Linked DNA regions of Homo sapiens: region 1 is linked to region 2. A link is a loop called in an ENCODE intact Hi-C map of the cell type or tissue named here. Cell type or tissue: Calu3. All regions are shown on one strand. Each heading gives the region's core, and the rest is flanking DNA. Links, peaks and the distances in the headings are about the cores only.

Region 1 (6,868 bases), core at 1,079-6,078, 270 kb before region 2:
TTTCGTATTTTTATGTGCATTTATAGTAAATGTTACTCCTTGCTAACCAGAGAGGCATTTAGGCAATCTCTGGGTATGAAAACTGCTGACATTTTCTGAATTTCAAATGACAAATGAGATGCTCCTGTCAGTTTACTGTGTAACTCCATAGCATATGGTGCTTCTGCTGGTGGGTGTTATTTCAAAGTTTGCAAATCACACCACGAGAAAGTCCCTCTGGTGGGCTCCTGGAATACTTAGCAACTGTGAATCTGAAGTGACAGTACAGAGAGAAAGAACTAAAAAAATAGCTTTTTTTTGACAAGGAGAAGGCAGTACAAAGTGAATGATAAGTTAATACAAGGAGGTGGAGGAGTAGAGACACCAATCTAGCAAAAAAAGAAAAGAAGCAGTTTTCCGTTTTATAGGAAAAACTAGGAAATTATCTGAATTCTGAAAACAGAGTGTATAATGTCAGGTTTCAGAGAAAAAATAAGGATTAAGAGACTGCTAGAATGGGAATAATTGTCAACTATGCTACACAGAAGTTTAGAAATGAAGGAGATAATTGTTCCATGAGATATAGAATGGTGACAAAATGATATTTTATCCCAGATGTTTTAACCCCAAATGATGAAGGTTTGAAAATAAAGCCTCTGCTATCCAAAATGGGGCAGTTTATTTAAAACCAGTTCCCAGCAGAGCCTTGTTTCTTTCATTGCGATCTGTTTTAGTGGGCACATTGTCTTGATTTGTTCATTAGTGCCCACATTCCAGAGTGTTTCTACAGTGGTCAAGAGACCAGTCAATTAAATGGAAAAGCCAGTGAAAGTGGTTGCTAGAACTAATTGACTGACCAGTTTCATAACAATAGTTCAACCAACTGCCCTAAGGACCACTGCCCAAAGCTCATTTCTCCACATTCCTCTTTGGAATCCAAAAACTTTCCATTGTTCTTCAACCACAAAATTTTTTATTTATTCCTAAAGGGTGCAGAGAAAGTGTGAGCAACCTAAAATAATGGGTTTGTTTGTTTGTTTGTTTTAAGTGGAACCTTCTATTCCTCTCATTCTGGAATCTTTAAGTAATTTTACCCCCCAGTCCATGGGATCCTAGATATGTTTTCATGTATGAAATGAGAAATAGCCAGTAAAATAAGAAAGTGGGGTGAATGGTGTTGAATCTCTTCAGATATTTTAGGTTCTTGAACTTATAGGTGTTAGGAGTTGATCTCAGATAATAACAAGAAACAACAACAATAATAATAGGTAAAATGTATTATATTCTAAACATGTCATGTGAATTCAAATTTATAATCCTTACAAAAGCAAGAAAACCTTACTATCCCCATTTCACAGATGAGGAAATTAAGGCACAGAGGGGTCAAGCACCTTATTTAAGGTCCCTGGGGAAGGAGTATAGCAGTTACCTCCTTCTAGTATTGATGTAGAGTAGAAACTGGTTAATTTGTCTGCAAAACCTTCGAGACCCCTGCCCCTGTCCCCATACACTCACCAGCCCTAAGGTGAGCCATTACAGTCCACCTTTGTGGTTTCTGACTATGACCCTTCTTCTCAGACCATAGGAAATTGGATCTAAGGGTGGATCATATTATACAAAGTCTAGATTGTGCCAAACATTTCTTTTCCTGTGGGACTTATCTTAGGCTTGGGGTGACCCAGAGGCACCTGAGCAAGCAGAAGAGGCCATTGGCTGATCCAGGAAAGGACCACCATAGAGGGCAGTGGGAGTGAGGGGCCGGAGAAGGAAAGAGCAAACTCAACTGTCAACATTTTACTCCCCAGCTCTTGTCTGCAGGAGATCTGATGTACTACTTGTGATGGAGTTCCATGGGAAACCCCTATGGCCTTCTACTAAAACCTTTTAAAATTTCTTCTTAACCATGTTTGAGCAAGTTTCTGTTAAATACAACCAAATTATGCTTAAGAATTATGATTCTTCTTTGAATTATGATTCTTCTCCTGTTCTGTATCAGACCAAACCACTCTGAATAGTTACATCAAAATGCGTGTTCATTCACAGCCTCCCAAAACATCTATCCCCCTTTACCCCCGGTATTGATATTGTTAGCAGAAGGCAAGATTGACAAAGAGTAAAAAAAGAGGCCAAGTACTGCTTACTACCGACAAGATCGGGAATGGCTTTTAACAAGATAGTATATGTCAACTGACCTACTGTAAGTGTCTTGAAAAATGTTTGTTTTCCTTCATTTCTATTTATTCAGTAAAATTATAGCAACTCTTGGTTCTGTATTTTATAGGTTAATACAAATAGAAATTTTAACTCTTGCAGAATTATGTTAACTTTGCTGTTAAAGCGTGTGTCTCTATTTTCAGTTGGGGAAATGTGCAGTGAGGCAGTGTGGTTAAAAGTGGAGTCAGGCCAGCTGACAACAAGAGAACCCACCTCATGGGCTTAGAGCAGTGGCTGGCTCACTGAAAGAGTTCAGGGAATGTTTGCATTAATTATCATTTTATTATCATCATTATGCCTCTGACCCTTCTCAACAGCATAATTCCTACATTCTTTGGATTGGTACCAACCAAGAATATTCTTTAAGTTCTGTGGAAAGACATCATTAGTACGTTTGACTTACAATAGCTGTCTGTTTTTCCTCTCTTAAAAGTAATGATTGTTAGGCCCTTTACCTCTTATTTGCTTGCAAATCTAATTTTTTCAGCATTTCTCCAAGAAATACAGCAACACACTCAAAGGTTTTTCATAGACTTTTATTTTGTGTGACACTTTTCTAGAATATGGGAATTGTTGAGCAAAGACATTTTAATAGTACTAGATTTGAATTTTCTTTCCAACTGTTTACTTTTTCCTCGATTTTTTAGTAAATGAGGATGTCCCTCTCAAGGCTTGTTTATAGTGATGCTCAACAAAATCCAGGTCATCATAGGGTACAGCTCTTCCACTTTTCTGCTTTCATTTAATATCAAAATATTAGAGAAAAGAGGAGAAATAATTTTAAAAAGTGAAGTGTATAGAATCCAACAGAAAATATGACAGGAAATGTTAGATTTTACATATATAGTAAGTATATATGTAAGTATATAATATCTTCTTTCTTTGTAACTTCACCACACTCAATAAATGTTGACCAAATTAACTGACCTTAGTTCTATCCTTAATACATTGGAAATTGAACGTTTTTCTTCTATATATAATTAGCATATTTCTTCAGAGCAGCAGGATAAACAGACTGCTAGGTGTTTTTAGTAATGCTATCACTTAATTTCACAGAAAAATATTACAAACAGGAGTAGATGACAAGCCACAGTTTCATGCTGTGTAACTCTATGCAAGTTTCTATTATGATTATATCCCTTTTAGTGGAGATTCTATTGTGATTTGATGTCACAAAATATCACCTCTCTCTGACAGATATTGTAAGCCAAACTGCTTTTAACAGCCAGTCAGTCTCAAAATGACAGAAGTCCTGTATCCTCATCAGATCCAGCACTGGGAAGGGTTTTGTGTTTTATCTGTCACACTTACTTGATGTACATAACATCAGTTGGAAGCACCACATTTGTAAGAACAAGTTGTCCAGGTGTTCCGTTGACATCAATGCTCAGAAAGTACAGGCTGCTGTGTTATCAGAGAGGGAGCCACCAGCATAGGAAATCAGTTGCCATGTAGGTGAACTCAGTCAGAAGTGAGACATGAAGTAGTGCCCAGTGTCTACTGAGTTCAGGTTGGAGGCATGGCCAATAGAAATAGCTAGGAGATTATGTTAACATAAATTGTTTTTGAGAGCCATCCATCCAAATAGAACGGTTTGCTAAGAGCAAACTTGACTAAGAACAACCCTTGAGCACCAGGTAGCCCAAACCATGTTTTCATGACTCTAAAAAAACCCCACCAGGGCCATAGAGTGCCTTTGGGAAAGTCTGGAAAGGGCATTCCTTCTGGATGGACATATTAGGAAAAGGCTGATTTCTAGTGGACTGTGCCAGTTATCCATCCACTCAACCACTAATCCCTTCTTCATTGCCCTGCTAATGATACTAGAGCATTTCTCCTTTGCCAGCTGACACTAAGTTAAGCTGTCAATAGAGGGCACTGAAGGAACACTGGAGGAAGAAGGAGCTTCTCTTCCTGGTTCGAGTGTGTGCTCTTTTGGCATCTATGGCACCTCTGCCTCTGCATTGGCATCTTCCCCCAGCTTTCCAAAAGAGGGCTTCCCAGTAAGTTCGGCTCTTGCTGCACCTCAGCAAACTTGTCTACATTCAGTGGACCCCACCATCCTCTCTATAATAAAGCCTGTATCTCAGCCCTGGTAGGCAGGGGTCTTTTGTCTAATTTATTCCTTATTTGGGTGCTTTGCCTGTGTCCTAGAGATAGTGTCTGCTCCCTAAATCTGTTATCCTTGTATTTAGAGTTCTTTCGATGCTTAATAGCTAACCCTCTGTTCCTCCAATCTACTGTTGCAGTTAATTATTTATTTATGGTTTCTGTCTCTAGAATGAACCTTGAGTGACACAGTGAATGAGTTACAATAGTGGCCATTTGACAAGATTTACTGAGTAAAGGTGCCTTTGTGCAAAAGAATAAATGCCTCTCTCTGCCAGTGACAGCAGCTCTCACCAAGACCTTCAACTTCTTGGGCAGATGAGAGTTGGACTTCAGCCTCCATTTGTGTACATTGGACAGGCACCTTTGAGGAGGTGCACAGCTTGTACAACCATTGCCCTTCCTGGGGCCACTGAAGCTCTATGAATTGAAAGATGAATTGCTATGTTTCTGCTCTTAAGATGATCTCAGGCTAGTGGAAGAGACAGAGAAGTAAACAGACAAAGGGAAATAGGTTTTAATGGAGGGAAATGTAGGATACTATGGAAAAATGTAGGACAGACCCTGTATCTATTGCTGCATAAGAAATCACTCCAAAACATGGAGACTTAAAACAACAATAAATATTTATTTGCTATGGTTTGGATGTCTGTCCTCTCCAAACTTCATGTTGAAATTTGGTCCCCAATGTTGGGAGTGGGGCCTAATGGGAGATGTTTGGGTCTTTGGCCTGGATCCCGCATGAATGGCTTGGTGCCATTCTCATTGTAGTAAGTTCTTGCCCTGTTAGTTCCTGTGAGAGCCAATTGTTAAAAAGAGTCTAGCACTCCCCTTCCCCTCTCTCTGACTCTTTCCCTTTTGCCATATGATCTCCACACACACCAGTCCTTCTTCACCTTCCACCATGAGTGGAAGAAGCCTGAGGCCCTCACCAGATGAAAATGCCCAATCTTGAACATTCTAGCCATCAGAATAATAAGCCAAATAAACATTTTTTTTCTTTATACATTACCCAGTCTCAGGTAATCTAGTATAGCAGCACTAAACAGACTTAAGAAGTTTCCTTACACAGTTTCTGCGAGTCAGGAATTTGGGAGCAGCTTAGCTTAATGATTCTGGCATGAGATCTCTTATGAGGTTATAGTCAAGATGTCAGCCAGGGCTGCAGTCAACTGAGGGCTTGCCTGGGGCTGGAGAATTTGCTTCTAAGATGGCTCACTCACATGGCTGGCAAGTTGATGCTGGTGGTTGGCACAAGGCCTTACTACACTGACTTCTCCATAGGGATGACTGAATAATCTCAAGATATGGCATCTGGCTTTCCCCAGAGTAAGCGATTGAAGAGAGAGCAAGGTAGGACTTACTACTTTTATTATGACTTAGACTCAAAAGTCAGACATTTGACAATTTTGCATAGATTACATAGGTCAGGTCAGCTTTATTCAGTGGGAGAGGAGACCATCTGGAGACCTTACCATCAGAAAGTAAAAACCATTGGGGGCCATTGTGAAGGCTGGGTACCCCAGATCTCCTAGAACAAACTGGAGAGAGGCAAGCTTTCTGAAGCAGAGAGCACTGGAGGTGAGTCTGGCAGTCAGAGTTTAAAAAGCGAAGTGGGGCAGAAGAATGTTGCAAACAAAGGCATCATCACATGCAAAGCCATGGGAAAGTGAATGAGCAATGAGAAGTAGTGGGGTATCACTCTGTGGTAGGATTTGGGGTTTAGAGATAGGAAGTTGGTGCTGGGTGAATTCAGTGAGAAATAATGTAAGGCTGGATAAATCACCAAAGGTAAAGTCATAAAGAACCTTGCTTGGCATTTTTCCTTTTACAGGATAAGGGCAGTCACACAGACAGACTGTAATTATTCTTAGTACCTGCACCTCAAAAGGAAGCCATCCAAATTCAGTGCACTTTTTGCAGTGTTAATTTCCAATTCTTCTTTGTGGAGTCAATCACTTTCTGTATGCATTTCCTGGCTTCTTCTCTTTTCTTTCTCCAGTTCTTTTCTCCTTAAACACATTTGAAGCATAAGGGCATGGCCAGTGTGAACTGAGAGGCTACGTTCCACTTTTCCCCAGTCATGATGGCAAATGCCCTGTGTGGACCTGCTGGCTTGCTGTGGGTGTTGTAGGGACTCTGGCCAGAGACACACGAAATGGTATCAGCTTCAGTCAGTGACAGCGCTTGAGTCAAGGGACATCATTCTGAAAGGACATTTTATTCATGTGTCAGCATGGCAGATCATCTGGGGATGCTGTCTTTTTAGCTGTCCTCATAAACAAGGAAAATAATGCTGTCAACATTAGCATTTTCAAAGGTAATGGACAGCAGTGTATCTCTCTCTCTCTCCATATATATATATGTATACAGACACACGCGCACACACACACACACACATATACATTTATCGATCAGTTAGGCCTGGGACACTGGCTGGATTAGGAAACATTCTCTGACTCTTTCAGGAACGGAAGCAATCCATTAAAGTCAATTTCCAATTTTCTATAGGAGGAGTAGGAATAAGACAGAAAATAAACATCCTTATATAATCATCCAATCCTAT
Region 2 (5,332 bases), core at 1-5,000:
ATAGTACTGGACTTTGTTGTCCTCTGCTGTTTCCAAAATAAGAGGGCTATGTGTGCGATTATCTTTGGTAATTAAAAAAAAAAAAAAAAAAAAGGCAAATCAGTCCAAATTTGGATATTACCCTCTCTGGCAGACGAGTAAAATTTTTCTACCGCTTTGTTTTAGAGTGGTGTCTATGAATCCCTGAGATTGGAAAAGGAGGTCAGGTCAGCACAGAGAAAGGCCTTACCCCACCACTCTCCCGAGAGGCACCAGCATTTCACCTGCAGCCTCTGGGCTCTGAACCCCACTTTGCATGAGACCACATAGTGGGCTGAGTCTGCAGCCACCACGATGCCTTCAGGAAATGCTAGAATTCATCTAGAGTTCCAGATTAACGTATCCGCAACATGGCCACCGAATTATCTTTTTTCTTTATCTCATGTGTAGTGTTTGTTAGTTTTAGAAGGTACAAAATTGCAGAGTCATGGCCCTGGGGATGCGTGCCCAGATTATTCATGTGTTTCACAATATTGATGCAGAAAGGCTGGCCACCTCATCCTGAGAAGAGAACTTTGCTCATTTTGGCCAAAAGCCTGTAAAGGGAAAGGGCGTTCCTCAACTGAGAAGTGAAGATTCTTCTCTGCTAGATAGTACGGGGGTTTGGGGGGAGGGGTAGAAAACAGGAATGAGATTTGACAAGGAAAGGCCTCCAGAAGACCAGAGCTGTTGAGAATTCTTAGCCTTGATGGTGGGTAGCCCAGAGGTAAACACTTGAGAAAACTAAGTTGCAGTCTTGGTCTCTCCACTGTGAATTTGGGTCATATTACTCACTACTTTTCTGGGCCTTAATTTCCTTACATACTAAAGGTAGAAAAAAATATTATTTGCTCTACCTCAGGATTTTTCGGGTCAAGCGAGATAAAATATGCAAAAGCTTTTTGAAAATTCTAAAATCCTCAGTGCCTAGAACAGCGCCAAAGTCGGAAGTTTTTTATTTACCAAACACACAGCATTTAACAGGTCCCAGAGCTTCTTTTTTTTTTTTTTTTTTTGAGACGGGGTCTCGCACTGTCACCCAGGCTGGAGTGCAGTGGCACGATCTCAGCTCACTGCAAACTCCGCTTCCCGGGTTCACGCCATTCTCCTGCCTCAGCCTCCCGAGTAGCTGGGACTACAGGCACCTGCCACCACGCCCAGCTAATTTTTTGTATTTTTAATAGAGACGGGGTTTCACCATGTTAGCCAGGATGGTCTCGATCTCCTGACCTCGTGATCTGCCCGCCTCCGGCTCCCAAAGTGCTGGGATTACAGGCATGAGCCACCGCGCTCGGCCCCCGCTTTTCTAACTTTATTCAGCTAAGGCTCACAAGAATCCAGTGAAATGGGAGTTCTTATTCAACTCCTTTCACAGGTAAGGTGAAGAGGTCCCAGAGAAGTTAAGTTACACTTACTAAGTGGCAGGGTCGAGATCCACCCGAATGCCAATCTAGTTCCAGAGTTTTGAATACTTGACACTCTACCCCATGTCCTCTTATGAAGAAGTCACCTCCACATTAGGGGACAGAGCTCTGGTCTCTGGCAAGAGAGGTTGAGATACTTATTACCATGCTGGCCAATGAATGGAGAATATAATGAGCAAACAAACCACTGTGCAAACATGATTGATCATTGTAAATATTTTCTATAATTCATAACCAAATTAGTGTTTTTCCCTGCTTACTTTTCTTTGATTATTTCTCCTTCATTCCTTGAATCCTCAAACCACTTAACATTTCATCCTGTTATTTATTATTATACAGGACCACTCTTCTCCCTCCTGACAACCTTTCCTGGTAAAAGGCTTTCAGTAATTTTGTTGTGGCTGCAGAGCCAACCATGATAATGGCTGCAGTTTTGTGCAGCAAACTCGTGGCAATTGATTGATAAATCAGCTTTGGGGGAAAAAAAGTTTACAACAGCATTGCCTTAATCCATGCTATAAACAACTACTATTTCTTAATGTTCTTACCTTAACTGCTCATTACCTGGCTCTTGGGTACCTGTGAAGGGGAAGATGTTACCCTGGAGAGATGGTTCATTGACTCATCAGGTGTGTGTCAGATGCTTGGTGCTGGCCAGTCTCCCAAACCCACAGACTTGAGGAGTTAAGCCACATTCTTCGTGATTGAGAAACTCTGTGTGAAGTGCACAGTGTGTTGTTCATTTTTAAAGAAAAGGCCTCCCATTGCCCTTTTTCCCAGCCACTGACTTCTTTGTGTACTTTCCTACCAACAGTCCTGGGAGGCTGCCATTTTTTTCTCTACTCTTTCAATACTGATTTTCAATGAGGGGGAAAAAAAAGTTCTCTGGACTTTTGTTCCATCAATACATAAATTTCATTCTGGGAACATTAGTAGAGGCCTATAGAGAATGTTTTAGTTTTAAAATTATTGTTAAGTAGCAACTTTCTATTTGATAAACTTACCTTAATTTTAAAAAACTTCACACGCTTGCTGTATTTCTTCACATCTTTGTACAGAGGCCTGGGACTTAGGGATCCTTTCTTAAGCTAATTACTTTACCTACACTCTGAAGGATAGTGCAGTTTATTCATGACTTTCACCCCTTCAATACTAGAACAAGCAGACACATTAAATGTTACCAAAAATATTATATTGCACTGAGAGCTAATCTAACATACTGTGCTTTCAAGACTAGAGACTTATGGAGGTTGATTAATTTGCTATCTAGGGGATTTTTTAAAAACCTTGCGCATGTAGTTTCTGTTTGCCTAAATCCAAGCTGTATATTTTTAGCCTAAGAAAACAAAAATAGGGGGGCCAGGCATGGTGGCTCATGCCTGTAATCCTAGCAGTTTGGGAGGCTGAGGCGGGTGGATCACCTGAGGTCAGGAGTTTAAGACCAGCCTGACAAATATGGTGAAACCCCGTCTTTACTAAAAATACAAAAATTAGCCAGGTGTGGTGGCGGGCACCTGTAATCCCAGCTACTCGGGAGGCTGAGGCAGGAGAATGGCTTGAACCCAGGAGGCAGAGGTTGCAGTGAGCCAAGATTGCACCACTGCACTGCAGCCTGGGCGACAGAGTGAGACTCCATCTCAAAAAAAGAAAAGAAAAGGAAACAAAAATAGGGGTTACTTAGGTAGCTTTGATTTCTTTATCTGCAAAATGGGAATTTTAATACCTCACCACATAACTGGAAAAAGAAAGAAGATGACAGATATAAGGGGTGCCTACTTGTGCCAGCCACAGAGTAGGCATTCACTTAATGTCAATTGAATTAGAATTAAGCAGAATTAAAGAGTTGAGAGCAGAATTAATCAAGCCTCTTGAAAGAGAGAGTATAGTGTAGTAACCGTATGGGGTGTTCGTGTCCCAGCTTGGCAGCTTAACAACTCTAATTCCCTTTTTCTTCTTTTGTGAAATGGGTATAGTTATGACAATTGTAATAGATTAACAAAGGTGATGAAAGTAGTGTACATAATGTACATAGTATAGTTGAACACATAGCAAGCTCTAATAAAGCTAAGTATATATGTATGTGGTTTTTAATCACATTCACCAGCAACACAAAGATGGCTATATGACCAATAAAGATACATATAAATGTATAGATTACTGGTAAGATGGATAGAAAGATTGCAGCTGATAGGTGTCAGGCTAATAAGGACACAATGCAGGGGTTGAGCTTTAAAGGCAGGAATGAACATCATCTAGAAGAGACAGTACTACATGCCAAGCAGGATAAATAGCCTCTAAGCTTGGGTCTGAGAAAAGTTGTGTGTGTTCTGTGGAAGAGAGAGAAGTAGATAGCAGGGCTGATAAAAGAACAAGAGGAGGTTACAAAGAATAATGGCAGAGGACTGGAAATGTACATTTTAAGCTTTACCCTAAGTTCCTACCTGTTTTGACTTCAGTATCACCAGTGTGTCTTGGCCTTCCTCTTCAGCACATTCCCAATTATACTTCCAATTCCAGACACAGATAACTACATTCCTCTACTCAACGGCTTTTAGTTGAATGTAACTTTGGAATGTGAAATGACTCAAGGATCATGTAAAGCTAATTCTCCTTCCCTATTACACCCATGAAAGTACCATATATGGTAATTCCTTACCTTGCATTTGCAAGCCTGTTTTTTGATGTTTCCATTATCCTGCTTCTCCTTCTTTACCTGTCTTCGAATTGATGATGATGGTGATCATGATGACAATTGTGATAAGGATATTATAAATTTATTGAGGGTTTTTCTTGGGCCAGTCCATATTTTATCTCCATTACATTAGACAATAACCCATTAAGTTAGAAGCTATTACTATTTCAATTTTTTTTTTTGGAGGGGGAGACAGAGTCTCACTCTGTCACCCAGGCTAGAGTGCAGTGGTGCCATCTTGGCTCACTGCAAGCTCTGCCTCCTGGGTTCATGCTATTCTCCTGCTTCAGCCTCCCAAGCAGCCGGGACTACAGGCGCCTGCCACCACACCCGGCTAATTTTTTGTATTTTTAGTAGAGACGGGGTTTCACTGTGTCAGCCAGGATGGACTTGATCTCTCGACCTCGTGATCCACCCGCCTCGGCCTCCCAAAGTGCTGGGACTACAGGCGTGAGCCACCACACCAGGCCTACTGTTTCGATTTTAAGAATGAAGAAATTTAGTCTCAGAGACTGAATCCCTCAAGCAAGGTTAACAGCTAAATCGTGGGACTGGAATTCAAGTCCTAAAGCCTACAGTTTTGAATACTACTGAAATGACAAGTTGTAAGTTGGGTCTCCAAAGCAGGATACATAAGAACTGAGGCCTTCCTAAGTTCAGTGCTGCTGCTAGGTACATAGCTTGATGTTTCCAAAGAGATCAGTCTATGACCTCTGGTCTTTTGCTTTCAACCTACTTATAGTTAATCTCAGTGCTAGTATGTGATGTTAGTCTATGTTTAGGGCATTTTTGCTATTTATTTTTGCTTATACTGCACCCTTTTTTTTCAAGTAGTACTTGCTTGATGTCTTCAAGCTAAATAATATAGAACTAGATAAAATATAATATTGCATACTTTTTTTTTTTTTTTTTTTTGAGATAGAGTCTCTCTCTGTCGCCCAGGCTACAGTGCAGTGGCGCAATCTTGGCTCATTGCAACCTCCGCCTCCCGGATTTAAGCAATTCTCCTGCCTCAGTCTCACGAGTAGCTGGGATTGCAGGCACACGCCACTGCGTCTGGCTAATTTTTGTATTTTTAGTAGAGATGGGGTTTCACCATGTTGGGCTGGCTGGTCTCAAACTCCCGATCTCAAGTGATCCACCAGCCTCGGCCTCCCAAAGTGCTGGGATTAACAGGTATAAGCCACTGCGTTCAGCC

What was found. Hi-C counts contacts between places; a loop is a spot of excess contacts. Peaks named below come from ENCODE experiments on the same cell type or tissue, not always from the same donor. Only the 100,000 strongest peaks of a DNase experiment are listed, where the experiment ranks them.
Region 1: it touches region 2 in a loop (5-fold over the local background); 11 of 110 quality-filtered maps call a loop at or near these places.

What each region holds. Positions count from the first base shown.
Region 1 is chr12:16,072,685-16,079,552 of GRCh38, forward strand. No RefSeq gene overlaps it. Among named protein-coding and RNA genes, the nearest start is that of DERA, 160 kb to the left of the region's middle. In Calu3, for the core only: a CTCF peak has its summit at 4,081 (motif pointing right); a DNase peak (open chromatin) is centred at 4,097.
Region 2 is chr12:16,348,729-16,354,060 of GRCh38, forward strand. All of the region lies in intron 1 of MGST1 (microsomal glutathione S-transferase 1), which reads left to right. Among named protein-coding and RNA genes, the nearest start is that of MGST1, 3.8 kb to the left of the region's middle. RefSeq lists an enhancer at 1-796. In Calu3, for the core only: no CTCF peak of the experiment used is centred there; DNase peaks (open chromatin) are centred at 483 and 2,113.